Linked DNA regions of Homo sapiens: region 1 is linked to region 2. Evidence: chromatin loops called from intact Hi-C (ENCODE). Cell type or tissue: endothelial cell of umbilical vein. All regions are shown on one strand. Each heading gives the region's core, and the rest is flanking DNA. Links, peaks and the distances in the headings are about the cores only. Region 1 has its middle 66 kb from the start of EPB41L4A-DT. Region 2 overlaps EPB41L4A (erythrocyte membrane protein band 4.1 like 4A).

Region 1 (16,816 bases), core at 4,089-12,088, 310 kb before region 2:
TTCTATTATATTAAAGAATCAGGCTGTGATGAATGTGGCAGCTGCCTCTGGGTCAGTAAAATGTATTCAGTTTCTGTCAGGGGTCCGACTAAGTTGAATGTGTCTCATTCTGCTTTTTACTTTAGGTAGGAGAGAGCAAATTTTGTTAAATCAGTCAGATTTCTTGTTTCCATCTTTTCCATTGAATCATTAAGATAGTTATTCGTAACTTTCAGTAAAAATAACCATAGTTTTAATTTTTCCTCTCTAACATATCTCAGTAAGAAGTTACTTTTCAGTACATGAATGTTATTTTTGAGCACAAGTAGTAAATGGGATTTAAGCTGGTTATAATCTTGAGGAATCCACAAAAGCATAAAGCAAGAGCAATGATGTATTGGCACAGGATTGGTATTGTATAAGTGATCTTGATAATTGCCTGCATTTTCTTCTAATTTGCATGCTTCACACATCAAAAACAAAAAATTAAAAATTGGATAGGATGTGACCTTTGTTTTTGCAATGTGTGTCTGATGGAAATTTTGGTGCTTCCTGAGGCAATTCTTCACCTTGGATTTAGAGAATTTTCTGCTTCATCAGGTTGTCATTTAATCAGTTGTCTTAGCAACTTCCCCGCCTTCTTTTCCTTCCCAAGGCCTCAAAGTCTCACCTTGTTTGAGCTACCAGATGCAGAAACCTGGCATGCCTTCCACTTCCACAAGCCTATTACTTTTTATTCTTGTTCTTTTTTTCAAAAATTCCAATCAAAGGAAATTAAATTCAAAGCAAATCAGGACACCTTGACTGAAGTGACGTTGGGATAATAGCCTTCAATCTAGAGCTACTTTCTAAGCAGAATCTCTGCCAGATGTCTGATGTGTCAGATCCCTCAGGTTTGTATTGGGGCAGAATATCTTATCCTCTTGGATGTTAAAAAAGCAAAAAACCATAGTAGAGAGATCAGTCAGAGTCTTAGGAGATTAAAAAACATACCTTGAGGGATGACCAACATTTCAAAGGATCGCTTTTATTCTTTCTTAGCTGTGTAATAAACAGGCTCTGGTATTGGGCTCTGGAAGCTCCACCATGTTGGCAGGGTTTCCTCAGCCCGGAGCTCTCTCCTCTGGTAGACTTGGGGGTTTGCGCCCTCTCACTGCTGCTACAGATGCTGCTCTTTCATCGTCCACTTGGGGGCTCTGCCACAGTCGTTTGCTGCCAAACTCTCAGCAAGGATGTCAGATATGAGTCATGAAAATATCTAATTTGGAGTAAATCTAATGGTTATTAAATTGACGTACCGTTACAGTGATCATTTTCTGATTGGAAACTCAAGAGCAGTACCAGACCTGCTGTCCTTGTCCTCAAACTCTAAGTGTTACATTAAATTCTCTCTATGCAAACCTATCCGTCCTTCAAAGGGAGTTTGGGTTATAGATGGTGACCCCAAATTATTATGAAATGTATTCTTTATCACTTTTCTTCCTTTTTCTAATCAGAGCTTTCCTATTTTACCACTGTAGTCCAACAATTATTAGTTTTATTTTTAACAACTAAGCTTGAATGATACTGACCTTTAAGGCTTGAAAACAATTAATTAGAAACCTGATAATTCAAGGGGGATTGTTGTCAGCTGTAACACACAAAGTCACCTGTCTTAGTAATGTAAGATACCTTCAGTTCAAACAGCCCAGGTCACAAAAGCAGTATCTCTAGATCCCAGTTTCCTCGTATATAAAGTGGAGGTATACTACATACTTTTTTAGGTTTCTCTCACTTCTAATATGCTCTGAGTTCAAGAATCAGTCCATTATAGGAGTTTATTATTAGAATTTCAGGATCTCCTATTTGCTTAAGTCAGAGACCCCCTTTTCTATCTTCATTCTCACCAGTATCTCTTGTATTAGAAAATGGCTCTTTATTAATTTGAAAAACATTTATTAAGTATTTATTGTGGACCAAGCACTCTCATGGGCACTGAAAATATAAAGACCTTAAACTCAGGATGCTGTGGTCTAGTTAAGGGGAGCCCTCATCCTTCTTTCCTGTTGGTAATTATTACTATACGATTTACCCATCTCTCTCACCATTCTTTCTCTGTCTCCTTTGATGACTCCTCTTCCTTTTTGCATTTTAAATCAGTCCTAAGAATTGTCATCTTTCTGTCCTTACTTACATTTTTCCCGATTGCTCCCCTAGTGGCCACAAAACATAGGTCTTCAAAAACGCTTATGCCCGTGATGACTCCAGCCCTGTGGCCTTAAACCATTCTGTCACGCCACATGCCAGGCCAATAATACAAGGCACAGACACTGTCATTTTATTTCTCCACCAAGAATATTCCTCAATTCTACCTTAACCTGCTCTGGGCATTTCCACCTCATTCCCACTTCTTAGTTTTGTCTCCATTTTTGATCTTCTCCCATCTTTACAATGCTCACTGACTTGGTTTCTGTGTTAGTTTCCTAGGGCTGCTGTAACAAATTACCACCAACTGGGTAGCTTAAAACAATAGAAATTTATTATCTCACAGTTCTGGAGGCCAGAAGTCCAAAACCCGGGTGTCAGTAGGGCCACACTCCCTTTAAAGGCTCTTGGGAAGAATTCTTCCTTGCTACTTCTATCCTCATGTGGTTTCCAGCAGTCTTTGGCATTCATTGGCTGTTAAACGCATCCTTGGAATATCTGCTGTCTTCACATGGCCTTCCTCCCTCTGTGTCTCTATGTATGTGCAAATTTCCCTCTTCTTATAAGGATACTAATCATTAGATTTAGGGCCCAGTCTAATCCAGTATGACATTATCTTTATTACATCTGCAAAGACCTTATTTCCAACTAAAGATCACAATTAGAGGTTCTTGGTGGACATGAAGTTACAGGAGACACTATTCAACACAGGGCAGTTTCCCTCATGTGGTCCTTGACAAGGACCTGACCACAGCTTTGTCTTAGACTCACACTCTGGCCTTCTACTCATGATCTTCTTGGGAAGGCAAACCCCATCAAGCTCAGATACCCAGGAACCAAGATTCAATATCAACATGGCCAGTGGGTTGTATGTATGTATGTATACATATATATCCGACTGGTTCTGTTTCTCTAGTAGAACCCTGACTAACATAGCATGCAATAAACATTGGTTGAATGAATGAACTGAACATAAAAATGAACAATCAGCCTGGTGCAGGGGCTCACGCCTGTAATCCCAGCACTTTGTGGGGGCCGAGGGGGGTGGATCATCTGAGGTCAGGAGTTTGAGACCAGCCTGGCCAATGTGGTGAAACCCCATCTCTACTAAAAATATAAAAAATCAGCTGGATGTGGTGGCGGGTGCCTGTAGTCCCAGCTACTTGGGAGACTGAGGCAGGAGAATCACTTGAACCCAGGAGGCAGAGGTTGCAGTGAGCTGAGATCGCACCACTGCACTCCAGCCTAAGCAACAAGAGCAAAACTCCATCTTAAAAAAAAAAAAAGAACAGAACAATCAAGCCTACTGTAGCCAGGCACTGATTTTATTTTCCCATATTTAGTATATTCTTCCTTCCACTAACAGGTCAATCTTCCTTTAACATAAATTTTATCATTTTATTCATCTTCCAAGGCATTGATTAGTTGCTTAGATTTTAGTAGGTCATAATCTGAGCTCTCTCTCTTATCACATAGTAAGGTCTAGTGATTAAAAAAATGGTCTATGGCATCACAGAGACCTGAGTTTATTCCAGAATTCACTATTTACTATATATGTGACATTGGATACATTACATTATACTCTCACTAGACCTCCACACTTGTGAGGCTGTAATGAGGCACCCAACAGTCCAACTGTGGTGATGTTAGAGATGGCCAAGTAGAAAGCCTGTTTTCCAGCCCACTTCCTTTTCCCAGAGTGGTCTCAGAGGAGGCTTAGGAGAGAGTCAGGCCTTGCACCATTGTGCAACAATAATGAGGCCACTCTCGCTGCAGTGAATACTCGGAAATCAAAATTAAAAATAAACCACCATTTACAGTTGTCACTCCAAATGATATACATACTTAGGTGTAACTCTAACAAAATATGTGCAGACATACCATGTTCATGAATTTGAAGACTCAATATAATAAAATTGTCAGTTCTCCCCTATTGATATAGAGGTGTAACAATTCCTGTCAAAATCCCAGCAAGACTTTCTGTAGATATACACAAAATTATTCCAAAATTATTTAGACAGAAAAGTAACTACAGTAGCTAGAAATTGTTTTTGAAAAAGAATACAGTAAGAATAATAAATCTACTCAATAAAAAAACTTCTTATATATAACTACAGTAACCAAGACTGTGTGACAATGGAGAAGGGATAAACACATAGATCAACGAGGCAGAATAGAGAACTTAGAAACAAACCCACAAAAATATGCCCAACATTTGCATCTTTTACAAAAAAAAATTAAGCAAATATTGCCAAGAAATGGTGCTGGAGCAAGTTGATATCCATTTGCCAAAAAAAAAGAACCTCAACATAAATCTTACACCCTATACAAAAAGTAACTTGAAATGGATCATGGACTTAAGTGTGAAACTATAAAACTTTTAGAAAAAATATATAAACTTTTAGTCTTTTTATATTTTGGCAAAGAGTTCTTAGACTTGACACCAAAAGTATGATTGATTAAAAGTTGATAAATAGACATCATCAAAATTAAAATTTTTTTCTGTGAAAGATCTGGTAAAAAAATAAAGGACAAGATAGACACAGAGAGGAAATATTAATATTTTCAAGCCACATATCCAAACAAAGCACTAGTATTGAGAACATGGAAAGAACTCTCAAAACTCAGAAGTAAAAAAGTGAACAGTCCATTTAGAACATTGGCAAATACATGAAGAGGATTTTCACCAAAGATGTACAGATGGTAAATAAACAAAACGAGTATCAACATCATTAGCCATTAGAGAATCACATATTAAAACCACATTGAATGGTTGCAAGGAACTAGAGGGAAGGGGTGAATAGTTGGGACCTGGATGCTTTTTATTTTAAAGACTTTATTTTATTTTTCAGACAGAGTTTTGCTCTGTCATCCAGGATAGAGTGCAGTGGCTTGATCTTGGCTCACTGCAAACTCCACCTCCCAGGTTCAAGCGATTCTCATGCCTTAGCCACCAGAGTAGCTGGGATTACAGACGTGCACCACCATGCCCAGCTAATTTTTTGTATTTTTAGTAGAGACAAGGTTTCATCATGTTGGCCAGGCTGGTCTCGAACTCCTGAGCTCAAGTGATCCACCCACCTCGGCCTCCCAAAGAGCTGGAATTACAGGCTTGAGCCACCATGCCCGGCCAAGACTTTATTTTAGAGCAGTATTAGGTTCACAGCAAAGTTGAGGAAAAGCTAGAGAGATATCCCATATACTTCCTGCCTCCACACATGCATAGCTTCCCCATTATCGACATCCCCTACACAGAGGATTTTTAGGGCAGTGAAACTCCTCTGTATGATACTATAATGGTGAATGCATATCATATGAATTTGTCCAAACCCACAGATTGTACCACACCAAGAGTGAATCCTAATGTAAACTGTGTAATTTAAGTGACAATGACGTGTCAATGTAGGTTCAACTGCATGGGCTCAATGTAGTTAAGAGCCCAGGCTTTGGAGCCAGAGGGATGTTGGTAATGGGGGAGGCTGTGCATGTGTGGGAGTAGAGGATGTACGGGAAATCTCTGCACCTTTCACTCAATTTTGCTGTGAACCTAAAACTTATCTTAAAAAAGTCTATTAAAATCATGAGATATTACTATACACATATTAGAACGGCCAATGTTAAAAACAGTGACAAGACCAAATGCCGGATCACTCATATGTTGTTGGTGGGAATGTAAAATGGTACAGCTTCTCTGGAAAACAGTTTGGGAGTTTCTTAAGAAACTAAACCTACAGCTACTATATCACCAAGTAATTGAACTCCTGGGTCTTTATCACAGAAAAATGAAAAGTAAGTTCACAAAATACACATGTTTATGAACATTTATAACAACTTCATTTGTAATGTCCCAAACTGGAAACAACACAGAGATCCTTCAATAGGTGAATGGTTAAACAAACTGTGGTATATCCATACTATAGAATACTACTCAACAATGAAAAGAATGAACTACTGATACCAATAGTAACCTGAAGGAATCCCCAGATAATTGTGATGAGTGAAAAAAGCCAATCCCAAGATGTTAAATACTTACGATTCAACTAGAATAATATATTTATAGAAATGGAGGATAGATTAGTGTTTGCCAGGAGTTAAGGAGGGGGTGGTATCAAGAGGAAAATGGGTGCGTCTATAAAAGCACAACTTGAGGCATCCTCATACTCACAGAAACAATGGAAATATTCTGTATTTTGACTGTATTAATGTCAATATCCTGGCTGCAATATTGTGCTATAGTTTGGTAAGATGTTACCCTTGGGATGAAACTGGTTAAAAGGTACTTCTTACAACTCCACATGAATCTACAGTTACAGTCTTGTACCACATAATGATATTTCAGTCAACAACAGATTGTGTATACAACAGTGGTCCCATAAGATTATAATACCATATTTTTACTCTACCTTTTGTATGTTTAGATACACAAATACTTACCATTGCCTACAGTATTCAGTACAGTAACATGGTTTGTAACCTAGCAGCAATAGCCAATACCATACAGTCTAGGTGTATAGAAGACTGTACCATCTGGGTTTGTGTAAGTACAGTCTACGATGCTCACGCAATAACAAAATCACATAACGATGCATTTCTTGGAATGTAACCCCATCATTAAGCAACACATAACTATTTCAAAATAAAAAGGTTAATTTTTAAAAAAATTATTTGGAAGGCTAAGTTAGAAGGATTGCTTCAGGCCAGGAGTTTGAGACCAGCCTGAGCAACATGGTGAGACCTTGTCGCTAAAAAAAAATTTTAAAAATTAGCCAGGCATTGTGATGTGTTTCTGTAGTCTGAGAGGATAAGGTGGGAGGATTGCTTGAGCCTAGGAGTTCAGGGATGCAGTGAGCTAGGATTGTACCACTGCACTCTAGCCTGGGCAACAGAGTGACACCCTGTCTCAAACCCCCCTGCCCAAAACTTATGATAAGTTAGATAACTTATTATACCATGGCTTGTATTATATATCATATCATATATCATAATTATCTTCTATATTTTTCACAGTTTATTCCATGTGAGATCATCTTATCTCCTTAATAGGTTTTAAACTACTCCAGACTAGAAACTGTCTCTCTAGTCTTGTCCTTAGAATGGTGTTTGGCACAAAGTAAACATTCAGAAAGCATTTGCTGAGTGAATATTGTTGAATGAATTCTCTGTTCCTAGGAGAGATAGATGTAAATAAGCACATGGCTTGAGCTTATTTGTCAAACCAGGTAGAATCTGCCCAAAGTCCATGCTGTTTTTCCCAAGGATAAGATTCAGCAACACAGAGCAGTCACAATAGTCATGCTCAGACAAACCGCCTTCCAACACTCTCCCCACCCCGCTGGAATGTTGAAGGAAGAGGAAATGAGATAGGGTAAATATCTCAATAATATTTTTCTTGCTTGGAGAAGCAGAGAAGGAACTTGACACATAAAATAAAGCAGTAAGAAAGTTTATGTAAACTCAACTTTCTAACTTGAAGCAGAGAGCAACAGAGTAGGAAGCATGGTGTTATCTCTTACTGTACTGTCTGTGCAGCTTCCAAAGAAGGTGATCATGGACTCTGTGTGCTTCCCTGGTCTGGGAGCAGATCCTTAAAGGGGCTAACTGAGCTGGATATAAACCAGAACATTTTTAGGATATAATTAATAAAATCCCTTTTTTTGATTCATGTTTTTTAAGCCTAATTTAGGGAAACCAGGTTTTTGTTTATTCTTGTCGTTGTTTTATTTTTAATCTCTTGTTGCCTAGCTATTAGTATTTAATATATGTCTATATTAAATCTTAATATTTGTCTCAATACTGATAAGAATAAAAATACTAATTGCCTCCTAAAATATGTAGTGGCCAATGACAATAAACCCATAGAAGTTCACCTACATTGTAACTAGCTTTATGGATGCTAAATTAAGATACGATTAGATGAATATTTATAGACCAGATATTAATTGGCCCTTCATTAAATGACACATAATATAGAACATTAGTGAAGATGGATAAGACATATTTTTTTTCCTTGAAGAGCTCACAAACCAGAAGACAACAGATATATAAAACCAATTACAACACTGTAATACAAGCTAAAATAGGGTGTGTTCACAAAGTCATGGAAACATAGAGAAAGGGGAAACTAACTCAACCTGAACATGGTGGTTAGTTTCTAAAAGTCATAGAATCCCATGGTTTTCAAAAGATCTCCGTTTCTCAGGTCCCAAACTGTCTCTTTATTTAACTGTAAGAAATTACATGGCACCATGTTGGTTTTAAAATTTCAGATCTGAGGTTTCCAATATTTGTGCCATACCTGACCAACCTGCCTGAAGTCCAGCTATTTCCAGGTACTGCCCAGAGAAACAGTGGGTGGAGTTAAGAGCCCAGGCTTTGGAGCCAAACTCCTTGGGGTCAAATCCCAGCTTGGCTATTTATCATATGACCATGGCCAAGTTACTTCTCTGACTTCACTTATCGTAAAATGGAAGAAATAATAATATACCTATCTGTCACTAATTTTTAAAACCATCCATGAATTTGAATGGCATATTCATCTTATTGCATCATTAGTCTATTACTTTCAAACACTTATATGACTTTTGGCTATATAGCAACAATAATATATATTTGGCTGTATTATAATGCATGATCGGTTTGATTCCCCATCTGTTGAATAAGAATAAATTTCAAGTCTCTGAAATAGCTCATGCAACTTTTCATGACATCATGTAATTTTCCAGAATACATATACCTACATAAACAAATAAACTGGATGTTGTAGCATTAGAATCCTGGCAGGAAATAGGTAGCGCACTGAATTTGGGTGGTTTGAGGAGAGTTTTGAAAAGGAACACTTGACAAAGATGTGAAGAGGATGTAGGGGAACCACAGTGAGTGCAGCAACCCGGGGTGAGTACTAGCAGGGAGTCATTTCCATTCTTGGACCTGAAGGGCATGGGAGGGAGCAGTTATCAGAATTCAGAGAAGGGTGCTTGATAGGAGCTGCTGTCTTTGGTAGGACCATGGCAACCCAGCAGAAAGAAATCTGGTGAAAAACACACCCTGATCTCCCGCTCCTCTCTCCCTGGGATGACCTTCAGGTTCCCTTTATTGGCCAAACCCAACAGAAAGTCAGAGAGCAGTGGAAACATTGAGGCCAGGCATCCAGGTCAGCTTCCCAGAACACAGCAGGGTTGAGATTGGTAGAGAGTAGTTCTGAAGGGGCAAATGAAAGAAAACCAATAGAGAAACCTAGTTATTTTATAGGGAGATTGTACTGCAAAACAACCACAAAGCAACAACAACAAAAAAACACGATGAAACAAAAACAAACTCAAGACTGTTTGACACCTTGTCACTAACTGACTTCTAAGACTGAAAAAATGTCTGCAAAAGCTGAGAAGCATGCTGGAAGAAAATCCTTCCAAATTTTAATTTCAGACGTAGTTATGGCAGTTCACAGGGAATGTCTCCTTCAAAATGGATAACCAGGAGGCAAAGGAAAATAAATGACGAAGATTTCTCTGGAGGGCAGAGCCAGGGTCTTAGGCAAGAGCCTCATTCTTCCTGTCCAGCAGGATGTAATAAGGGATGTTTGTTTCCTAACCACACCTTTCCAAATGGGAGTTTTGACTGTAGTTATCTTGTTTCTTCCCCAACCATTGTATACTGGGTGTGTTTAGACTGGATATCTTTAGTTTTAAGCCTAAGTTTATAAGGTCCCATGGAACCATAATCAGAACTGTTGGAAAGAACTGGATACCACAGAGAGATTCTGGACTTGGATCTGGATGTAGTAACTAAATGAGAGTTGAGGGTTGTGTTTCTTAGGGGAAGGGATAAACATATTCCATATGAAATGAATATATGGAAATAAGGAAAGGCATGAATGTTGTGGAGCAAAGGGGCAGACTGAGGTGGACACTGGAGACAGCCTATCCAAGAGCCTCTCACAAACCCTTTCCCTTGCCTTTCTCTACTAGAGAGACTGAAAAGCTAAAAGACACACCTCCCCAGACTCCCTTGCAGCTAAAGAGAACACAGTTGTGGATGCTGAAATGTTGAAAGAAGTCTTCAAGGATGGGTTACTTTCCTTCTTTCTCCTTAGACTGTAAATGCAGTGCCTACATTGGAGCAGTCATCTTCTGAGCAGTCATCATGGCGATGAATTCTGTATACTAAAGATAGTAGAGCAAAAATAGATGAAACCTGGTTTCCAGAATCTTACTTAGCATGTTTTTCAGCCATGTAATCATAATTAATACAGACTTACCTCATATAATGACCATTTGGTTGACAACTCTCTGCTGTAGCAAATCTTTAAAAGTTATACCATTTCTTCAGCAATGTCTCCTTTTGTTGTCCTTATGACTTTTTCACCTCAAAACATACTAAGCAGAAATACCGTAAGAAGTGACATTTTGATATTACAGTTTCAGGCAAAGGCACACTCAGATAAATCCTGACCACACCGCTGTTAGTCAGAGAACATTATATAGTCCAAATATGAATTGTTCGCCGTATTGAAAGGATTAAATTCATGAAAATATAAAGCATTTAGAATAGTGCCTACTGCATAATGACACAGGCAAGTCCAGCTTCATGGGTATGCAGCCCGTGGAGTCACAGAGGGCCCAGTGCTTAGGAGGGTTCCATGCTTGGTTTAATGCTCTGCTGTTGCCATCTGGATTTCTTAAAAATTTTATCTTTAAATGTGTGTATGTAAACTCTGATGGAAAAATAGAGCATGCACACGAGCAGAGGAGACACATGCAATATGTGTGCCCTCTATTTCTTGCCGCCTTTTTTGCATATACTGTGTTGTCTGAGATGCGCATGAGCACAGAATTCTGGTGGACTTAACTGTACATGGGATTTCAGAAAGACAAAGTAAGAACAAAGCAAATATTTTATGTCTACAACTACAAATATGTTATGTCTACACTGCAATATGACGGTATTGACCTCCCCTGGAGGCCATGCTTTCTATTTGAACCAAAACTTGCTTTGCAGAAGCAATGCAGAAAGAAGGCAATGACATTCTGAGAAAGAAACTTGCAATGCAGAAAGAAGGCAATGACATTCTGAGAAATATTAACAACCAAGGAATCCCATGACATCTTTTTTTTTTTTTTTTTCTGAGACAGAGTCTCACTCTGTTGCCCAGGCTGGAGTGCAATGGCGTGACCTCGGCTCACTGGAACCTCCACTTCCCGGGTTCAAGCAATTCTCCTGCCTCAGCCTCCTGAGTAGCTGGGACTACACACGTGTGCTGCCATGCCTGGCTAATTTGTATATTTTCAGTAGAGATGGGGTTTCACCATATTAGCCAGGCTGGTCTCGAACTCCTGACTTCATGATCCACCCGCCTCAGCCTCCCAAAGTGCTGGGATTACATGCGTGAGCCACTGCGCTTGACCCACATCTTTAAAAATTCATGTTATTTTCCTATATTAGCCAACCATTTATGTTGAAAATTATAACATAGAAGGAAAGGCAAAGATATGGCAACCTATAGTTCATTTTTCTTTCAGTCATTCTTCCCTCAGCCATAAAGCACAGGTAGAGAGTGTTGGTAGAATACCCATGTATCAAGAAGCAAGATAAAAACAGTTGAATTAATTTTGCACAAGATTTCCACTGTTTGGTAAGAGCAAAATACATATTAATGTATAAGCTACAAAAGGCAAATTGTGTAATTTCAGTGAGTCCACATAGAAGTTAAATGCTTATTTATTTACATTTAAAACTGGCATTGTACAATATAAAAGCAAATGCTAAAATTCATAGTATTAATTTAAAATTTTACTTCTTTTTACTTAGAATGACATTAATTAGAAAATTATAAACACAGGACAAGTTGAGAGAGAGACTGGGAAAGAAAGGAGTTTTATATTTTAGTAAATATAACTAACAGCATTTTTTTTCTGAACAAGGAATCTTGCATTATTATTTTGTACTAAACTCTGCAAATTATTTAGGGGCCCTGAACATAATGTGCATTTACACATAGCATATAAGCAGTAACTATCAAAGAGCTATAATAAGTACTAATTAGACATTCAATTAATAATAATATCCCAATAAATGGCTCTTTGATAGAGAGAGAAGAAAACACCACTTTGCTAAAAGAGCCTCTTCTAGCTATAGTGTAAACTTAGCTGAAGATCCACATTTTGTAATATCTGGAAAAAAGAAAACAAAACAAATTATCTCCCTAACCTAATGTTGATGCAAGCAAGAGCCATAGTTGGAGACACTATGGCATCCAGGAGACACATGACCCCTTGAGCCCTCCCCAAGTACCTCTCGTCCTGTGCAACAGGGACAATGAGTCTCATTGTGAATGCCAGTTTGGATGTGGCTGCAGGGAAGGAGCAGATTAATGGTTGCTGCCCTACCTCAGTCTATTTTATTTTATTTTTTCTGAGACAGAGAGTCTTGCACTGCCGCCCAGGCTGGAGTGCAGTGGCACAATCTCAGCTCACCTGCAACCTCAGCCACCAGGCTCAAGCGATTCTCATTCTTGTACCTCAGCCTCCCGAGTAGCTGCGATTACAGGTGTGTGCCACTACGCCCAGCTAATTTTTGTATTTTTTGTAGAGACAGGGTTTCACCATGTTGGCCAGGCTGGTCTTGAATTCCTGACTTCAAGCAATCCTCCCACCTCAGCCTCCCAAAGCACAGGTGTGAGCCATTGTGCCCAGCTAAGTCTATTGTTTCAAATTGTCCTGAGGCAGAGACCAAGGGAGTGTCCAAAAACCAGCACAGGCACCCAGGCCTGTTGAGAGAATAAAGAATTTTGAAGGCCAGATTCCATGCTCAAGGTTGATGACTCAAATGGTTCTAAAGCATGAGTTAATAGCCTATGGAATTGAAGCCTACCAAGTTTGTTAAGGAGTTATATGGTCACAGAGCTTTTAAGCATATGTCCCAACAGTTTCAATTGCTCAACCTCCTTTAGCCCCCAGAATTCATACCAATTGAAAATAGTCTCAAAAGAGATACAGCCACTGGAAGACCAGTCCCAATCTCCACTGTGATTCTGGGAGGTCTTGAGGGAGAGCTTCAGAAAGCAGAATCAGTGATGAAGGAAATCCATGAGCAAAGGAGATTTTTCCCCTAAGAGCAGAAGCTGGTGCAGCTGACAGGTAGACCAAGGACTGCCAAGGCATGGAGTCCCTGCTGTTCCTGTCCAGGAGGAAAAAACATATGTCACAGTCCAGGAACTATTGTGTTCTCTCTTTTCTCAAATGGGAGTTGATACTGAAGCTATCCTGTTCTCTTGCCAGTATTTTATATGAAGTTGTATGACTTGGTTAAATGGGAAGAGCAACATTTGGAGGGGGACTGAATATTACCCAGACAACCTACACTTGGAGCTGGTTGAATACATAGAAGATACTTAGATTAACTGTCTTTGAGGAGTTTTCTAGGATCTAGCTAATTAATATCCACTGCCACTGTCATGGGAGACCACTGAGATTCGACTGATGTTCTGGCCACAGATGCTGACTCTTGACACCACCCCAAAGCTGCACACACTAGCGTGCTGCCCTCTTCTGAGTTCTTAGTGTTCTGAAGCTATGCTGTGCCCTATGCCTAACTGGACAGAAGACCCCTCCTCCTCACCCTGCCTGCATCCTCATGTCTCACAGTGTCTCAGAATCCCTTATGAAAACAGTTCCTTTCATGTGTGCCAGTAGCCACTTTCTCCATAGGACTCAAACCCAAATTTATGGGGCTGGCCAAGGGGAACATCACTGAGACTCTGCCATGTTCCCTCACAGCTTCTCCTGGCCTCTGCATCTTGGGCACCCTGCCTCTCTTCTTTTTCAGTCAGCAAAACAAAGCAAACCCTCCTGGCAGGCCTGCCTTACCAGTTCAGCAGACAAGCCTGGTCCTGTCTGAAGCCCAGTTATGAGTCATTGCAGAAAATAAACTGATGTAAGCATTCCTATATTCTATTTAAGAAAGCCTCAAGGGTCTTGGAGTGATTGAGCAGAAAAGCCAAAGTACTTGAAACTGACTTACCATTTAATTTTTAGAATAATCCGTTGGCTTTGAGCAGAGGTGGTAGAGAAAATTTATTTATTAATGAGTAAGAGGTATCATCCATAAAAGGAAAACATGATTTTTCTTTATTTCAATTGAGGCTGCAAAGTTGAGAGCAGTAGATGGCATGTACCCCCATATTCTGAAAAGAGGTGATAGATCATCTCTATAGTACTTGCTAAGAGGTGACTCCACACTGCCTCTGTTACTTCTTCTATGCTTAGCGAAGAATTGAGAATGAGGATTTCTTAAAAGTCTGGTAGATGCTGAGCTCTGTGGTGTGGCCCCTATCCTTCCAGTGGGAGAGAGAAGAATGCTGCCCTCTCCCACCTCAACCTGAGTGAGGGGGGTCCATAAACCCTTAGGAGGCATTGGCACGGGAGTGGAGTCTCTTGAGAGAGTTCACAGAAGAGTTTGACACATGACTTCCAGAGTTTGGAGGATCTGGGGCCTGACTTCTGCCTAGAAACTTCTAAGGTGTGAGGTCCTCTGGACTTGCTCCTGAAGCAGAGCGAAGTGAGGGATTGCAGTGGAGGTGATGGTGGCTGTACCTCCCTCGAGGTGAGGCCAGCGTGGCCACCTTTGCTCAAAGAGCCTGTGGAATATCCCACCAGAAACATGACTGGGGCAGTGGGAGTAAGCAGCTACTGGGGGAGCATATCAAGCACATAGAGTGATGCACGTGTCTGAGGGCAGAGTCCTCAAAGAACCCCCAAAAGAGAAAGCCAGCTTTGGCACATCTGCCATGCAGGGGTCAGTAACACCAGGTTACAACAGCACCCATTGAGTCAAACCTATTTACCCCCTTACCTGTCCTCTCCCTGCCAACCTCCTCTAACCCTGGAGGAGCCAAAAGGGTGCACAGTGAGTGAGAGAAGAAAAGTGGAGGAGCCACATGGAGGCGTTGTGAAGATACGGAGGAGACCACCCCCTTCCCCACTCCTGGTCTGTGGAGGGCGGGGGAGAGACTCCAGAGAGATCAAAGTTTTCATTGTTATCACACTGGACTTCTTAATACTTTGCCTGAAAAGAAAACCTTTTAACATCTGAAAGGGACTGGAAATCTAGGAGAGATGCCTAAGCTGTCAGCCAGAGGCAGAGCAGTGAGATCTGACAGAAGATACCTAATGATCAAAGTGAAGAAAAATGAAGGTGCTTCTCGTCTGCATCCCACAGAGTCCAGCTCATTACCAAACCTGTCATATCTAGGATCCTGGGGACCCACTGGGAGGAGAAGTTGTTAACGTGCATGGATTTCAAGTAAATGCCACCCGAGAAAATTTCAATCGAGGTTTACATTGCTACATTTCACTATTAAAATTACAGCACGGGGCCACGGGCATCAAATGTGGGTGTTTCGCAGTTTCTATCGATGACAATCAAAATTATTTTCCCAGATCAGTGATTTATTCCTTTGAGGGAAAAACACCTGATTACTTATTTTTTATAGTTAGAATTCTATTGTAATAATTTTCCATGTTATTAATATTTCATATTCTTTTGAGTGCAGCATTTAATGACATTTTAAGCATACCATATAAAAAGATATTTAGGTTACTGACAGTTTTTCTCACTTATAAATAATGAAGCAAGTAGATAGAACTTTTTCAAATGTTTTCAAGCTTTTTTTGTTATATTCTAAGAACCAATTGAACTTCTTAAAGCCTCATAATTATTTCCTTTTGAATTCACGATAATTCATTGTATAATTGGTTTTTATTAATTACAACTTAAAGTCATTTTTTTGCCCTGTGAATTTCAAGGTCATACTGGTTAGAAAAGACAGTTTTAGTCCAACGCTGATCACTTTTTAAAAAAATCATGAGCTCATAAATTAACAATTCATGGTTTTAGCAATAAATTATTTCACCTTGAATGACTCGTGTTTATGTTCAAACAATGCTAGTTCATTTTGCTCCTTAAATTTGTACTATATATGCTACATTAGGAGTAAATTGAACCAGGTGCTGTGACTTGCACCTGTAATTTCAGCTACTTAGGGGGTTGAGGCACAATGATTTCTTGAGGCCAGAAGTTTGAGACCAGCCTGGGCAACATAGTGTGATCCCTATCTCTAAAAAAACTTAAAATAAATTTTGAAAAATTAGCTGGGTGTGGTGGCAAGCACCTGTAGTCCCAGCTAGTTGGGAGGTTGAGGCAGGAGGATCTCTTGAGTCCAGGAGTTCAAGACTGCACTGAGCTATGAGCTCTGATGGTACCACTGCACTGCACAGCAGCCTGGACAACAGAGCAAGACCTTGTCTCTTAACAAAAAGTGTTAAAGGCAATTGGAGATAGGGTCTCACTCTGTCACCCAGGCTGGAGTGCAGTGGCACAATCATGGCTCACTGCAGCCTCAACCTCCTGGGCTCAAGTGATGCTCCCATCTCAGCCTCCTAAGTAGCTGGGACTACAGGCACACACCACCATGCCTAGCTAATTAAAATTTTTTTTTGTACAAATGGAGTCTTGCTATGTTGCCCAGGCTGGTCTTGAACTTCTGGCCTCAAGCAATCCTCCCATTTGGGCCTCCCAAAGTGCTAAAACTCTTTGTCGATTCCAAATTCTTGCTTGGTAGAAGAGCTATTTTGTTATTGTTTTTAGCTTGTGAAATTTT
Region 2 (16,816 bases), core at 5,292-13,291:
GGGGTTCCGTTTTGCCAAAAAAAAAAAAAAAGGCTTCACAGCATCATTGTGGTGCATTCAAGACAGTATTTCACATAAATTAAGTACTTCTTCTCTCCTGCCAATAGTGCACCTCATTATTTGAAAGACTTGATACCTCGGAAGTCCAAAATTTCTGCAGGTTGAGTGTGGTCCATGGGTTTTGTTAAGTCTATATCATGCTTTAGAATTGGTTGCAAGACTTAAAAATTAGAAGAGTTCACTTTAAGAATCCAGATTTGGGGATTATCTTTTTTTAAAAAAATGAGAGGATTTGGTAACACTGTCTTGTGATCTTACATGTCAAGTGCCTGTGCTTCCAAGTCTTTCCCACCTTTCTCTTTTCCTCATTTTCATTCCTTCCCTGCCCACATCCAGCATCCAACTGTCATTCCGTCTTAAACATGTGAGCAGCCATGATGGGAATGGTGTGTCTTATTCAGCTAATGCATTATGCCACCATATTTAACTTTTTGTACTTCTAGATTTCTCTCTCAAAAAATGGGAATTATATTTGGCACCTATTTTTAATGAAAACTTTGACAATTAGCTTGACTTTTTAAGAGTATTTCAAAGTAAAACTATTTATTACTATTTTGACTAGCACATTTAAAATAATGATTTTGTAGCATTGGTTAAGATTGGCTCTATAGCAGACACCAGAGTTTCTTTAGTCGAAACTTAGAAATGTTTAAAATAAGTTTTTGATACATGTCTTTTTCCTAGAAAATTAAAATCAGAAGTCTGCAAATAATGTGTTTACATATATCATGAGTATTATTTACTTCTGAGGGTTTATATATGCTTACCTACATATGGATATATTAATTCAGTTAATATGCATCTTTAGCTATAAATGATCATAATAAAATTTCTGCTGCTTAAATAACATTTAAAAGCAAGTTTAGGATGAACCTAAAACGCGCCATCCATGTAGATGTTAACTTCAGATGCATGGCTTTCCTTTCAGAATACGGCAGGAGAATGATATGGTTGATTCAGCGCCTCAGTGGGAAGCTGTATTAAGGAGACAAAAGGAAAAAAACCAAGCCGACCCCAACAACAGGCGATCCAGACACAGATCTCGTTCGTATGTGGACTCTTTTTATACCTTGATTCAAAAACACTGAATTTGAAGTAGCATGTGGATATTCAGGTCTTCTAAAGTGTTTTAGTTCAACTAGGATTATTTCATTGTTTATTTGTCATATTTACCTTCTAATATTTGTGACATTTATTAACCATGTTTGAAGCCATAGAAGTTGAAGCACAGTCAAAACAAAATGTCATGAAAACAAGGCCCTCAAAGCCATATTTTTGTTTTGTGTTGTTTTTAACCAAAGTATACATTCACCTGAATAAATAGGAATAGTCTTCTTTGTTGTAGAGCCAGGCTGTTGGTGAAATACCTGCTGCTTCTCAGTTTGAGTCTGCACAATTCTCTGAAGTCTTGTTCCAGACTGAACCAGATGTGAATATCTTCCCATCAAAATACAATTTGTGAACAGTAGTCAGTGAGTGATTCATTACACCTCAGTGTTGGAATTTGCGTGCTCCTCCTGTTGCTAGGCAACGCCATGTGTGAGCACAATTACACCGTAATGGTGTGATTGCCAGTCCCCCAAATTAATTGTCTTTGAGCTGGTAAAGTTTCTGTGCGTGTGTGTTTTAAATCTGTGCATTATCAAGATTTAGACGCCTCACTCCCACTCCACTTGCCAAACCATGGCTCACCTTTTTAAAGTGAGCCAAGACTAAGTACAGATCCTTTTGTGATCGTGGGTAGTTAGATGTCTGATGTTGATTACTCACAGGAGGAGGGATTAAGTCCAGTCGTGTATGATAAGGAAATGAAAGGATGTTGGGTAGTGGAGGTAGAGACTGGGTAGGTAGGTAGGGAGCTCTGAGGGAGCCAGGCAGGAGGGTGACAAGAGGACAGCTGTGAGTGCCACATCAGGTTAAAAGAGATTAGGAAAGAACTCTGGAGTGTACCGGGGGGTTCACACCAGGACTCTTTTTACTGTGGGACACTAAGGGACACTTCTCAGTCTTAGATGTTTACCTTTCAATTAGAAATTAACCCCGTGTATATGTGTGTATTTTATCAGTAATGCATCATTATGAGTGATGACTTTCTTTTGTAATAGAAAACCTGCAAATAGTCACTACACCATGTACACCCTTACAGATGTATTAATTACTCTGTAATTTTTTTTTAGCAACCTAATTAAACTGGTAGTCAATTTAAAGCTGAAGTTAATGAAGATTTCCTTTGTTGTGAGATAGCACCTTCCCCCAACTCCATTAAAAAAAAAAGGAAGTTTAGATAAGAAAGAATCAGACCTCACTGAAGGACTTTACCCAAAAGGTGCAGAACCCAAGATTAGATACAGCGTAGTCACGGGTAAATCTTTTGCCACCATATTTTTACCTTTCCATGTGGAATAGTTTTCTATGAAGGACTTGTTATACACAAGGTTTGGCAACTTGATATTAAATCTTAAAACAGCATTCAGTTTTTCTAACTATTTCTAAAGCATTCTGAGTTCAATTAAATGCCAGTAGTACATTTAATTTATTTAAAAAGGGGAAAGTAAAATAAAATTAGAAAAAGTCCTATATATAAGTTTTGAAGAAGTCAAAAAACATTCCTGGAGGCAATAGTAAATAAATGGAACCATTCATTTGTAAATAAAAATTGGGAAATAGAATAATTTAAAATTGTTATTACTATAATTCAGTTATATTATGGAGTAATTATTTGTAGTGGGCCTGGGAATTTAATAATTTTTTAGTCAAGTGGTCGGAGGTTCATTTAACAGCCTTTAAAATTGAGGCAATTTGAGGTGAAATTTACATACAGCCAGATCCTCTCATCTTATATGTACAGTTTAATGAATTTTGACAAATGTATCCATAACCTATCCATCCTGCCAGTCAGGATATAGAATATTTCCATTAACCGGAAAGTTCCTTCATGCTCCTTCTAGTCAGTGCCCACCCCCACAACCAACCACTGTTCTGATTTCTTTTTCTTTTTTTTTTTTCTCTGTCACCCAGGCTGGAGTACAGTGGCCCAATCCTGGCTCACTGCAACCTCTGCCTCCCGGGTTCAAGCCATTCTCCTGCCTCAGCCTCCTGAGTAGCTGGGATTACAGGCACCTGCCATAACACCCAACTAATTTTTCTATTTTCAGTAGAGATGGGGTTTCACCATGTTGGCCAGGCTGGTCTCAAACTCCTGACCTCCAGTGATCCACCGGGCTCAGCCTCCCAAAGTGCTGAGATTACAGGTGTGCACCACTGCGCCTGGTCCACTGTTCTGATATCTATGATGAGTTTTTCTCTCTTGTCGAACTTCATATAAATGTAATAACACAATATATACTCCTTTAAAATACTACTACTTTCACTCAACATGTTTTTGAGCTTCATCCATGGTATCAGTGGTCATTTAAATTTTTGTATATACTGCAATATTTTTATTCATTCTCTTCTTGATGGACAGCTGAATTGTTTCCAGTTTTTGCCATTGCGTTATAGACATTCTCTACAAGTATGTGTGTGGAATTTGTTTTCTTTCGCTTGGGCAAATACCTAGGAGTAGAATTGCTGGATTAGAGGGAATTTGTGTGTTTATTTATTTTTTTTTTTTGAGACAGAGTCTCGCTCTGTCGCCCAGGCTGGAGTGCAGTGGCCAGTCTCGGCTCACTGCAAGCTCCGCCTCCCGGGTTCCACGCCATTCTCCTGTCTCAGCCTCCCGAGTAGCTGGGACAAGAGGCGCCCGCCACCACGCCCGGCTAATTTTTTATATATTTAGTAGAGACGGGGTTTCACCGTGTTAGCCAGGATGGTCTCGATCTCCTGACCTCGTGATCCGCCCGCCTCGGCCTCCCAAAGTGCTGGGGTTACAGGCATGAGCCACCACGCCCGGCCACATGTTTAATTTTATAAGGAATTACCAAAATGATTTCCAGAAAGGTTGGGTCATTTTATACTCCACTAACAAGATACGAGAGGGTCTTGTTCTGCCCCAGTTCTTGTTAGTATTTGAGTTTGTTGCTGCGTTAATTTTCGCCATTCTACTAGGCATGAAGTAGAGATTCCATTGTAGTTTTAGTGAGCATTTCTTTCATGGCTAATGATGATAACCACATTTTTGTGTGCTTACTGGTTATTCATATATCTTCATTTTTAAAGTGTTCAAATTTTTTGTCCAGTTTAATTGGATTGTTTGTCCTTTTTCTTATTCATTTGTAGGTTATTTATGTATTCTGGATAAAAGTTCAATTTCAGATATGCACGTTATGAATGAATACTTTCTCCCAGGCTGTGGTTTGCATTTTCATGTTCTTAACATTGCTTTTTGATGAGCAGACTTTTTAATTTTGATGAAGACCAGTGTATCAGTTTTTTTCATTTCTAGTTAAGGCTTTTTTTTTTTTTTTAATCTTAAGGGGTATTTGCTTACCTCATGGTCACAAAGATAGTCTTATATCTTTTTCTAGCAGCTTTATCGATTTTGCTTTTATACTTAGGTTTGTGTTCCATTTAGAATTAGTTGTTGTATATGGATGAGTAGAGATTGAGAGGTGTTTTTCCTGTAGTCTATCCAGTTCCACCACCATTTTTGAAAAGACTTTTCATTGAAATGCCTTGTGGCCTTTGTTGAAAGTGAATTGACTGCTCACATGTGGGCCAATTTTGTTTCATTGATCTATTTGTCTATCCCTAAGCCATCATGTTGTCTCGGTTACTGTAGCTTTATAGTAAGACTTGAATAAAGCAGTGTAAATTCTCCAACTTTGGCTTTCCCTCTCCCCCTTTATGCAAGATTGTTTTAGCTATTTTATTAGGACCTTTGCATTTCTGTGTAAATTTTTGAATCAACTTGTCAGTTTTTACTGCCTTCCCCCAAAGACTTTTGACTAGGAATATGTTGAATGTATAGATCAATTTTGAGAAAATAAATATCTTATTCATCCATTTGTTTTTATCTTCTTGCAGCAATGTTTTATAGTTCTCAGTACGGAGTAATTTATTTTGTTATATTTCAGAAAATTTATTTTTCAGTTGTTTTTTAGTATATAGAAGAACAAAGGATTTTTAAAAATACTGATGCTACATCCTGCCACCCCATAAGCCTTGTTAAATTCACTTACTAGCTCTAGAAGCTTTTGGTTGGGGGCAGTTTCTTACGATTTTCTGCGGTTACAATCATATTTGTGAACAGTTTTCCTTGATTTCTAGTCTTTCTGTCTTTTATTTCTGTTCCTTCCCTTACACTGGCTAGATCATGTAGTACAGTGTTGAGTTACAATGTTGAATACAAGTGGTAAGAAAGCAGACATCCTTGGCTGCTCTTTTTCATAAAGGGAGAGCATTCAATATGTCACATTATATATGATGCTAGCTGCACAATTTAGGAAGATCCCTTCTATTTCCAGTTTGCTAAGAGTTAGTGAAGAGTTTTGATCATGAATGGGTCTTGAGTTTTGTTATAAACTTTTTCTGCATCTGTTGAGATAGTTGTTATATGGGTTTATTGTGTTCGTGGAGGAATTAAATGGATTCAATTTTGAATGACACATCCTTGCATTCCTAGCATAAGCCCCTTGTGGTCATGATGTATTTTCCTTTTTGTATGTAGCTGGATTCTATTTGGCATTACCTTGTTAAGATTTTTTTCTTTGTTTTTGTGAAAAATTGATCTGTAATTTTCCTGTAATGTCAGGTTTTTGGTAAAAATATTATATTGGTCATTTAAAATAATTTGAGAAATATTCCTTCTTCCTCTGTTTTCTGAATGAGTTAATATAAAAGCATTTTTTTCTTCCTTAAATATAGAATTCACCAGTGAAACAATCTCTGCCTGGAATGTTCTTTGTGGAAGGTTTTAAATTACAAATTCAGTTTCTTTGACAGATATTGAGATATTCATATTTTATACTTATGTGTAAGTTTTGATAATTTATACTTTTAAAATAATTTCATTTTTATCTAAGTTGTCAAATCTTTCAGCAAAAATTTGCTTATAATTCTCCCTGTGCTTTTAACATCTGTGAAATCTGTTGTGATATCACCACTTTAATTCCTGATGTTGGTGATTTGTGTTTTCTCTTCATTTTTTTTTAATTTATTTTTTTCAGAGAACCAATTTTAGATTTTGTTGCTTTTTCTTTGCTATCTGTTGTCTGTTTCATTGACTGTACTTTTTATTCTTTTTATTTTGTCTTTTACCTGCTCTTCTTTTTTCATCTTCTTAGGATAACATTTATTTTAAACCTTTCTACTTTTCCAATATAAGCATAAATTTATAAATTTCCCTTTCAGCCATGCTTTAACTATATCTCACATGTTTTTGACATTGTTTTTGTTATCATACAGTTCAAAATAATTTTTAATGTATCTTGTCTTTTTTTGATGCTGGCATTTTTAGTTGTGTGTTTAATTTCCAAATATTTCAGGATTTTCTACAAATATTATTATTATTCTAATTTAATTCCATTGTGGTTAAAAAAAAAAGTCTGAACAGTTTTAATCCCTTGAAATTTATTGAGACTTGTTTTAAGGCCTAGCATATGGTTTTTAATGATGAATAATCTGTAGACTCAAGAAGAATGAGGAGTCTCAGTTACTGGTTGTCGAATAGATGCAGTTAGCTGATAGTGTTCAGATTGTGTCTTTTTTTTTATTTCTTCATCTACTTTTCAAGTAGTCATTGAGAGAGGGATGTTAAAATCTACAACAGTGATTGTCAATTTGTCTGTTTTTTCCTTTAATTCTGTCAGTTTTTACTTCAAGTTATTTTGAAGCTCTGGTGTTAGGTGTATGCATATGTATGGTTTTTTCCTTCCTGATGAACTGATGACCCTTTATTCTGGCAATACTTTCTCTGTGTCCACTACACATGCACACGCATAAATTCTACCATACCTTCTTCATGTTTACTGTTTGCATGGTATATCCTTTTAATCTGTTACTTTAAGCCTAGTTATGTCTTTATATTTAAAGTCCACCTCTTGTAAACAGTGTACAGTTGGTCTTTTTGTTTTTTTTTTTTAATTCTAGCCTGACAATCCCTGTCTTTTAAGTTCAGTGTTTAGCCTGCTAGCAGTTAACATAATTATTTGTATTTTGCGATATAAATCTACCATCTTGTTCTTTTTTCTGGTTTATTACGCCTGTTTTTTGTTGGTTTGTTGCTCCCTTCCTACTTTATTTTGTGTGAACTGAATATTTTTTGATACTCCATTTTATTTTCTCTACTGATATCTTACCTATACTTTTATTATTTTTTTATTTATTGCTTTCTCTCTGTAAGTATGATTCTTATCAGTATGGTTCCTTATCACACCCTAAGATGAATATTGTAACATTTAAAATTTAGAAACATTGGAAAAATATAGCTCCACTTGTGCTTTGTGCTATTGTCATATATTTTATTTTTGCCTGTTAGAAGCCTCGTATTAAAATGTTAATGTATCTTTGCTTAAACAGTGAGTTTTTATATAAAGAAATTAAGAGGAGGAAAAACCTTAGTTACTGTGGTGGGAAGAATAATGACCCCTGATATATGTCCATGGCTTAATCTCCATAATGTGTGAATATATGACCCTAGATGGCAGAGAGGAGTTAAGATTGCAGGTGGAATTAAGGCTGTTGTTAATCAGTTGACCCTCACCCAGAGATATTATCCTGGATTATCCAAGTAGGCCCAAAGTAATCATAAGTTTCTTAAAAGTGGAAGAGGTGACAGAAGAGGAAGAGTGTTTCAGTTTGAAACGGACTCAACCTGCTGTTGCTGGCTTTGAAAATAGAGGAAAAGGCCTTGAACGAATAAATGTGGGCAGCTCCAGAAGATGGAAAACACAAGAAAATGAATTTTCCCTTGAGTCTGCAGAAAGGAATGCAGCCATGCCAACACCTTGATTTTAGTCCAGTAGGACCTGTGTCAGATTTCTCAGCTGATACGGCCAAAGTGCAGTTAAAGTAGAAAAAAAAATTATATATATATATTTGTGTGGATAGTAGTTCATTTAGAAGTTGCTGGCCGGGGACGGTGGCTCATGCCTGTAATCCCAGCACTTTGGGAGGCCAAGGCAGGCCGATCACCTGAGTTCAGGAGTTCAAGACAAGCCTGGCCAACGTGGTGAAACCTCGTCTCTACTAAAAATACAAAAATTAGCTGGGTGTGGTGGTGGGTGCCTGTAATCCCAGCTACTTGGGAGGCTGGGTCAGGAGAATTGCTTGAAGCTGGGAGGCGGAGGTTGCAGTAAGCCGAGATGGCGCCATTGCACTTCAGCCTGGGCAACAGGAGTGAAACTCCATCTCAAAAAAAAAAAAAAAAAAAAAAAAAAAAGTTGCTCTGGTGGGTAAAAAGCAGATTGAGAAAGAGGAAGAAAGGAAGCAGGAAAGCAATTAGAAAACTTTGCAGTGGTCCACGTGAGACGCTTTTAGCTCAGAAAAGATGGTGGTGGTGAAATGAAGAGAGTAGATGAATATACATTTTGGAAGTACAGCTGACAGATTTGTAGTGTGAGCGGTATTATGGATGACATTGAGTTTCTGAGCAGATGCACTGAGTGGGTAGCATCGTGTTTTACTGAGATGGGAAGGGATGGGCCAGGAATGTTTTGGGGGGGAGAGAATCAAGATTTCTCTTTGTTAGGTTTGAGATGCCAAGTAGGCAGTTAATGGAAATGTCAGGTGGACAACTGAATACAAATGTTGTAACTCTTAAGGATGATGGATTACTTCATATAGCACAAACTGAGCTCTGTCCTTTATTTGAGTTATGACTGTTAAAAGCCTGAGATTGATTGACAATTAATAAAATACCTGCTGGGTGCTGTTGTTTGCATTCTGGATCTTCAGCTTATTACCTGATCCCCATGAGCTTCCATCTCTACAACACTGATGGTACCACGCTCTTAGGATTTTGCTGAGCATTAAGTGAGGTTGTGCCTGTGTCACAGCCTTTATTAGTAAGTTCCCCCAGGTCTTAGTTATTCTCTAGAAACACTGCAAGGTATTTGTGTTTTTCCTTGAGATGAGGAGGTGGTGAGAAATGAAGAGAGTAGATAAGGCAACTCACAAAAAGTCCTTAGAGACTTGAATTTGGTTGTGTGAGGATTTAGGAACCACTACAGCTTTCTTTAAAAGTGGAAATATAAGCTGGGTATGGTGGCTTGTATGTGTAGTCCCAGCTACTTGGGAGGCTGAGGAGGGATGATTGCTTGAGGCCAGGAGTTCAAGACCAGCCTGGGCAACATAGTGAGACCGCATCCCTTAGAAAAAGTGGAAACATGGCTAGGGCAGTATTCAAGGAAAGCAATCAAAATTATCCTTCATATATATATACATATACACACACACACACATATCTTCAGATATAATATATACATAATATAGAAAATATTTTAAAATATATGTACTATATAAAAATATTTATGTATATTTGGCATTTCAGATGTACAGTAAACCACTGATCTCTCCATTACTCCCATATTCTTAAATTCCTACTGCAGTATATGTAAATTAGGTATCCATTAAGGGTCAGAAGGTTATGATACACCATTATTCATTTTTGTATTTTATCCGCAACAAATAGCTAGAAAATCAATTCATTATTAAATACCAGAGACATAAGAGTAGAGTAGTATAAAATACAAAACTGTTTTCTACTAAAAAGCGTTAAGCTGAAATATGATTAGATCTCTGTTAAAACATTGGGAAGTACAGTTCTATTTAGTACATTTTTCAGCTACAGTTGATGTTTATCACTAGGAAAAAAGCTTTGTTGAACCTGCTTTTCTACATGGGTGAACCTTTACTCAGTGGGATATTTGGAAGAGGTATTAAAGCGTAAACAATGGTTTTGGTAGGGTCAAACCTGGGTGCAAGAGAAGGTTCGGGCTCCCTCTGGTGGTGATAATATCTTACTATTTTTATTGAAAAGTACTGATACTGTGGAAGATGAGGCCGTCAGGGCGATGTTCTCAGTTACACACAAAACATATAAGTCTGGTGTGTTAGGTGAAGATATAACATGAACCCCCACCCCCAACCCGGAAGTGCCTCCTGAGCGATCTTCAGCAGCTAGGTTGTTCATCTCAGTGGCTTCCTAAGGCTTCTTTGATTTGGAGGGGGAGGGAGAAGAGTAAGACATCTCCTAATTAGATTTATTTTGACCCGTCAGGAATGTGACAAAGAATGACTGGGATATTTGTTAGGTGCTTTGAATTCCTTAAATAAAGATGTTTTATAAATGTACATATTTTCCACTCTAAATTTCCTTTCAGAGGAGTGATCAGTATAAAGATGGACAAAAAAAGAGTAAAATACTGCCATATTTTTTAGTATAATATACAAAATATAGTAAATATATTACTGGATAATGTATTGCCCATATTATGTTTTTAGATAATATAGTTGAATAGTTTGGGGGATATTTAAAATGATTATATGCAGTGATGGAGTTTAAATCCTTTGTAGATTTATGATATGTTTGTTTCAGGGTTTTGGAATAAGGGAAAGTGATTTGTGAATGATGTGTCATCAAACTAATTTCTCTGATTAATTTAAAGTGGAATATTTGTATGTGGAGGAGGGATGCTTTTGAAAAATACTGGACTAATACTGGGCTGCATGTTTATTTTCTATATATGTCGTACCTATGGACAACTCAGGGTTCTATTTCCTTTCCTTAGGAATTTATTTGGAGAGTTTAAGTAAAACATCTGCATAATTAAGTGCCTCAAATTAAGAAAAATGACTGCTGGAATTCCACAGCTTTCTAAATCCACAAGATAACACTGAGCTGCAGATCATGAATTCATCCTAAATTATTGATTAAATGTGTGTGCAGATGTAAGCATAAAAATAATACATTCCTCATTAACATGCAGCTTGTGTTGACATTTGTGAAATCACAGGTGGTCTAGCAATCAGAGGAAATTAGCATTTTTTAAGCTTTGGAACTTTTCCTCGCCTTAAAACTGTTTGAAACTATTGGCCACGTCAGAACTTAGTTTAGTTAAAAATAGGACTTTTATGGTGCTATAGAATGTAAAAATAAAGACTAAACTCTTCAATCTTTTAGGACCAATGTTAATGGCTAGAAGGTCTGATGATCTCGTTCAGATTAAGATAACATTTCTCAGGCTAGGCACAGTGGCTCACGCCTGCAATCCCAGCATTTTGGGAGGCTGAGGTGGGCAGATTATGAGGTCAAGAGATGGAGACCATCCTGGCCAACATGGTGAAACCCCGTCTCTACTAAAAATACAAAAATTAGCTGGGCAGGGTGGCACATGCCTGCAATCCCAGCTACTCGGGAGGCTGAGGCAGGAGAATCGCTTGAATCCAGGAGGCGGAGCTTGCAGTGAGCCGAGATGGGGCCACTGCACTCCAGCCTGGGTGACAGAGCGAGACTCTCTCTCAAAAAAAAAAAAAAACAAAGATAACATTTCTCTAATTCTTCTGAGATGGGAATGAAAAGCATTTCCTTTGGAATTACAATAATAGTATATTTAAAAAAAAAAACATGAAAACACTCTTATTTTTTTTCCTGATAACTAAGGTAAGAAATTCTCCTGGCTTAAAAAGATCAGAAAATATAGAAAAGCATAAACAAGAAAATAAAATTACCTGCAATACCAGCACTCAGACATATCCACTGTTATCATGTTATCATTTTTTTAATGTATTGTTCATAGTCACTATCTCTCACCACTAGGCCTGATATCATGGGGTGTATGTCCTCCTGGCCACTCATAACTTTCCTCATTCTCCCCGTGTCCACCCTGAAAGCATTCAGCTTTGAATTGCATGCCCTCACATGATACCACTCACCACTTCCGGTAGTTGTCATCAACTGCACCCTCGGTCATTTTCCCATTCTTTTAAGATTTAGGTTCTGCTGTACTGTCACTCTCTCCAGCACTATTCTAGTACTCACATAATGGATCTTTACAAAAACTTGGCTTCCACCACCCAACCATAGCCACTTAATTCCTAGGTCATACCCTTAATCAGTGGTTTTCCAACTGGGGGCAGTTTTGCTTCCAAGGGGACATTGTCTACAGACATTTTTGGCTGTCACACTGGGGAGGTGCTACTGGCGTCTAGTTGGGTAGAGGCCACAGGTGCTACTGATCATGCTACAATGCACAGGACAGCCTCCTGCAGCACAGAATTAGTATAGAAAATGTCAGTAGGGCCAAGGGTGGGAAACCCTGCTGTAACTAGAAGAAGCTGATATGCCCACTATCATACCTTCCTGAAATAAGAATAATGATCAGTAGAATAGCTTCCTAACCTGGATATTATGTAATACTTCAGACTCTTGGTTGACTGTAAGAAATAGATCCTGGGGTATAGTCACAGCTGAACCATCATTCTGTCAGAATGGAATAACACCTTAGTGCTTTTTAATATTAGCACTTTCTCTGACAGTATCATTTAATGGGGTTAACATATTATCTAGCAAATCAGACCAACCAAATGTAGGAAAGGCAGAATACATACAGGACACCAAGGAAGCAGTTTCTATGATTTGTAAGAAACATACAATTTTTTTTTTTTTTTTTTGGCACAGGGTCTCATTCTGTTGCCCAGACTGGAGTGCAGTGGTGTGATCTCGGCTTACTGCAACCTCCACCTCCCAGGTTCAAGTGATTCTCATGCCTCAACCTCCTAAGCAGTTGGAATTACAGGCACATGCCACCATGCCCAGCTAATTTTTTGTATTTTTAGTAGAGATGGGGTTTTGCCATGTTGGCCAGGCTGGTTTTGAACTCCTGACCTCAAGTGATCCACCCACCTTGGCCTCCCAAAGTGCTGGGATTACAGGCTTGAGCCACTATGCCCAGCCTAATCTTATTCTTAAAACAAAGAACATCTACATTTAACAGTACCATATTTGGTCTGAGACCAAGATTTCATCCCTTTTTCCTTTTCATGTTTTGTCTCATCCTGAGTTGATTAAAAGGTCTTTATAGACAGATCACTTTTTTCCCCCTGCACAAAGGAAAAACCATTTGGTCAACTCAGTGGCTGGAAAGTAGCTTAGTGTATTCTGTAGGTTCAGGAAGCCCTACCAGAATACCGTAGTGGTGCCCTTATGAATCGAGAAGAATGAAAGCATTAATGATATCATACACTAAAAGCATTATTGAGCCCCCCAAATGCTAATACAGATTAATCACATACAATTCCATAGGATCAGTGGCTTTTAATTATTTGTTCTTTCTTTTGGCCTATTACTAGATCTCTGTTCTCTTAAAGGGACTGATGAAAGCTTATTTTCTCACTATGAAGAAAAATCATTCTGTGTCAACAATTGCAGTGATAATAGATTTCACTGCATTCATTGCTACAATGGGAGAAATAGTTGATACTACAGAGAGTACAAACACTTGAATGCTGACTGAATTTTTCATTCTAGGAAGTTAAAGATAGTGGTATAATATCTGCTCACATACTTCTTGGAGAAAAGATTTGCAGAGTCAATAGTTAGGAATGGAGAAGGGCGTAAAGAGGGTGGCAGCATGAGCCAAGGCCACTGATAGTCCTAGCATTTGCTGGCCCAAGTTTTGTTGCAGAAATGCAACACCAGATGTAACATGAAAGATGGGTCATTGGTACAGTCTGCCATCAGGGCCATCCCACCAGTTGCTTTTTCCTTTTGGTGGTTGCTTCTCCTAGGTAATCACAGATCATGTTGGAACTTTTTAGAATCAGGATGAGTTCTTCTTTTACCATTACTTACAAATATCTGGAAAGATCAGAAACAGACGCCCTGAATCATTCTTCGTTGTACAGTTACCACTGGATGGGGAGGCATATGACCCTGCAGTTCTGAGGTCTTTCATTAAATGAAGCTCTGGTTATGACTGGGTTTTATGATTTTCCTTCAGCGGCAGTAGCAGCAATTTAGCTGCTGGTGTCTTTATACTAACCATCACAATGGCTCTCCCTGTCCAGTCTTTCCTTGTCTGTTCTCAGCTGGCAAATAAGAACTTCACAGTCTGAAAACTATTAAAGTTAGTTATTAGGTTGTGAGATGAAGCATGTTTGCAGAGATGAATGTTGTTTTCTCTATTTATAGGAGAAGCCCCGATATCCAAGCAAAAGAAGAGTTATGGAAGCACATTCAGTGAGTAATAGTTTTCTTTCTTATTGTTTTAAAACCCATGTAGTTTTAATGCAATTGCAAGGAAGACTCCTGATACTGAGAGGCAACTTCAGCGTGATGCCTGCCAAAGCCATTGCCACTGTGTGTGGCAGGCACATGGAGCACATGGTGGTGGTGCCTTAACCATATCAACACCTATCTACAGGCAACCCTGACACCTCCTCACCTTGGGTCATTTAGTCTCGCCTCTAAATGGACCTCAGACAGGCCAATAGTTTACAAATAAATACCAAGGAAAACAAATCCAGAAGAAAAAAGACACCTACCACAGGGGAGAGAAGCAGATCTTTTATAGGGAAATGGGGAATGACTGGAGTCTGAATGTAGAAGAATTGAAAGAAGGCAAAAGAGCTACAGAAAAGGTTTTACCCCTCCTATTTTTCCTTGAACACGTTTAGTTTTTATAAATTTTCATTAGTTTTACTAACACTGTTTTGGGACAAGATTAGAAAGGGAAAACTCACCTGCCGATTGTGAAAGATACTAGCATTTATACCAGCACCACAACTATCATTTTCTTGCATATTCCTTTACAGAAAAGAACTTGTGGATCCATCCGGATTGTCCGAAGAACAATTAAAAGAGATTCCATACACTAAAATAGAGTGAGTGCCTTTCAGAATCTTCTCACCAAAGCTTTATTAGTGCTTGTGAGTAATCCATTCTAATTCTTCAATTGTGTTCCAGACAGTGCTTTAATTTGTCTTTACATTTTAAACAAAACTAGGTGACAGTAGCGAAAGAGGAAGAAAAGTGTGCATTAAAGCTACTTATTCTACACTATAATCACTATCATCTCTTATTAGCCACCTCTTTGTACTTGGTAGGTACAAGGGGGCTTTTCCTGATTAATGTCAGTTTTAAAATAAATTCTTTTCTGAGATTCTCACTGATAAAGTTTTTTATCCATTATTTTACACCAAGAGAATTATGTTGACCATAAAACTCTCATATGAGCCCAGTCCCATCCCTGGCATAGAAGCAGCACATTGAGCAGGCTTCGTGAAAGCACAGCAGGAGTCCTTAGTCACCAGTGTAAGAGGAACCGTACCTGTTGACTGTGTTTTCTGCCTTACCAGTACTTGGTTAAGAGAAAGTGAGTGCCTGCTTTGTTTCCCTTCTGTAGCTATGCTGCTTTCCCACCACAGTTAAATAGCAGGTTGGTACACCCCAGCCACCCTCCGTCCCCATCTTTAGGTCAAAGATTTGAATTATTTATTTGTTTTTAATTATTAAGGTATAATTGACAAATAAAAATTGTGTATGTTTATACAATCTGATGTTTTGATATATGTATACATTGTGAAATGCTGAAGTCAAGCTAATGTATCTATCACCTCACATACTTTTTTTTTATGGAGAGAACACTTAAGATCTACTTTCTTAGCAATTTTCAAGTAAAGACTGAATTCTTAATGTTGGTAGCTAGGACAGCGGACCAACTTTTTCCATTAGGAATGCCATTTTGTCTGCATTATAGATTTTGTTTACTTCCACGCTACTAAGAAGAATTCCACGGTAAGGAATAATTTCATTTAAAATTTGGTTGTTAAAAAATATACATACATACATATATATATGTATACACACAAATACTTTAAAGAGCTTCATTTTCACATATTGTCAAGGGAGCATTTTTCTTGTGAAATTTAAGTCACTCAGGCTTTCAAACCCTAGGAGTCAAGTTCTTTTTAAAACTCTGAAAGTTGTTATTCTTTTGCGGTTTCAATATTAAGAACTCCTACTTTTCCTTTTCTGACTTTGGGTGTTTGTTTTCATGTTTCTTGGTTGCTTGTTCAGGACACAAGGTGACCCAATCCGCATCAGGCATTCTCATTCGCCACGAAGTTACCGCCAGTATCGCAGGTCCCAGTGTTCAGATGGGGAGCGATCAGTTCTCTCGGAAGTGAAGTAAGTGGGCAGGCCAGAGTACACCATCACCATCATGGCTCCAAAACAGTGCAGTCTAAAAGAACTTTACTTGCTGATGGAAATGTTTTATATCTACACTGTAGTTCTCTTCCAACTTAATTTATGATTCTAGATACTGTTCCAGTCACTAATTCTAAAACTCATTCTCTGCAGTTCAAAAACAGATCTTGTACCACCACTTCCGGTGACCCGTTCTTCGGATGCTCAGGGTTCTGGGGATGCTACAGTTCATCAGGTTAGTAATAGTAAGGTTTGAAGAAGGTGTTGTATTGATGACAATTTTGAGAAGCATTTTGTGCTTTGGAAAGTTCCTTTAGGGAGGTAGGGCAGGCAATGAAACCTTAATGTCATTCTGAGATTCTGTATTTTAAAAGAACGTGGAGAAATCATGGAAGGAAAAGTGCATGATCAAGAACCCTGGCACAATCTGGGAAGAGTTAGGAATAACAGGTAGAGGTAGTGGGGCACAGCTGAGGATAACAAAGATTGTAAGACCATTTGGAGCCAGAATAAAGAAACAATTGTTTCACTAATTAAAAAGCGATAGTAACAACAGGTATTTTGAGCCAGAGAAACAAAGAGAAAGTGATAGACTCACTTTGTTAACTGATAGCAGACAGAAGAATTACTTAAGTCCTGTTTTATTTCTGTCTTCTCCATCACAAT

The links. Hi-C counts contacts between places; a loop is a spot of excess contacts. Peaks named below come from ENCODE experiments on the same cell type or tissue, not always from the same donor. Only the 100,000 strongest peaks of a DNase experiment are listed, where the experiment ranks them.
Region 1: it touches region 2 in a loop (6-fold over the local background); 10 of 110 quality-filtered maps call a loop at or near these places.

Annotation. Positions count from the first base shown.
Region 1 is chr5:112,476,840-112,493,655 of GRCh38, reverse strand. No RefSeq gene overlaps it. Among named protein-coding and RNA genes, the nearest start is that of EPB41L4A-DT, 66 kb to the right of the region's middle. In endothelial cell of umbilical vein, for the core only: no CTCF peak of the experiment used is centred there; a DNase peak (open chromatin) is centred at 7,505; H3K27ac peaks cover 920 bases.
Region 2 is chr5:112,168,308-112,185,123 of GRCh38, reverse strand. EPB41L4A (erythrocyte membrane protein band 4.1 like 4A) reads left to right here. Exons shown (of 23, transcript NM_022140.5): 18 at 989-1,108; 19 at 14,132-14,179; 20 at 14,755-14,823; 21 at 16,019-16,129; 22 at 16,304-16,385. Among named protein-coding and RNA genes, the nearest start is that of SNORA13, 15 kb to the right of the region's middle. In endothelial cell of umbilical vein, for the core only: a CTCF peak has its summit at 9,937 (motif pointing left); a DNase peak (open chromatin) is centred at 9,913.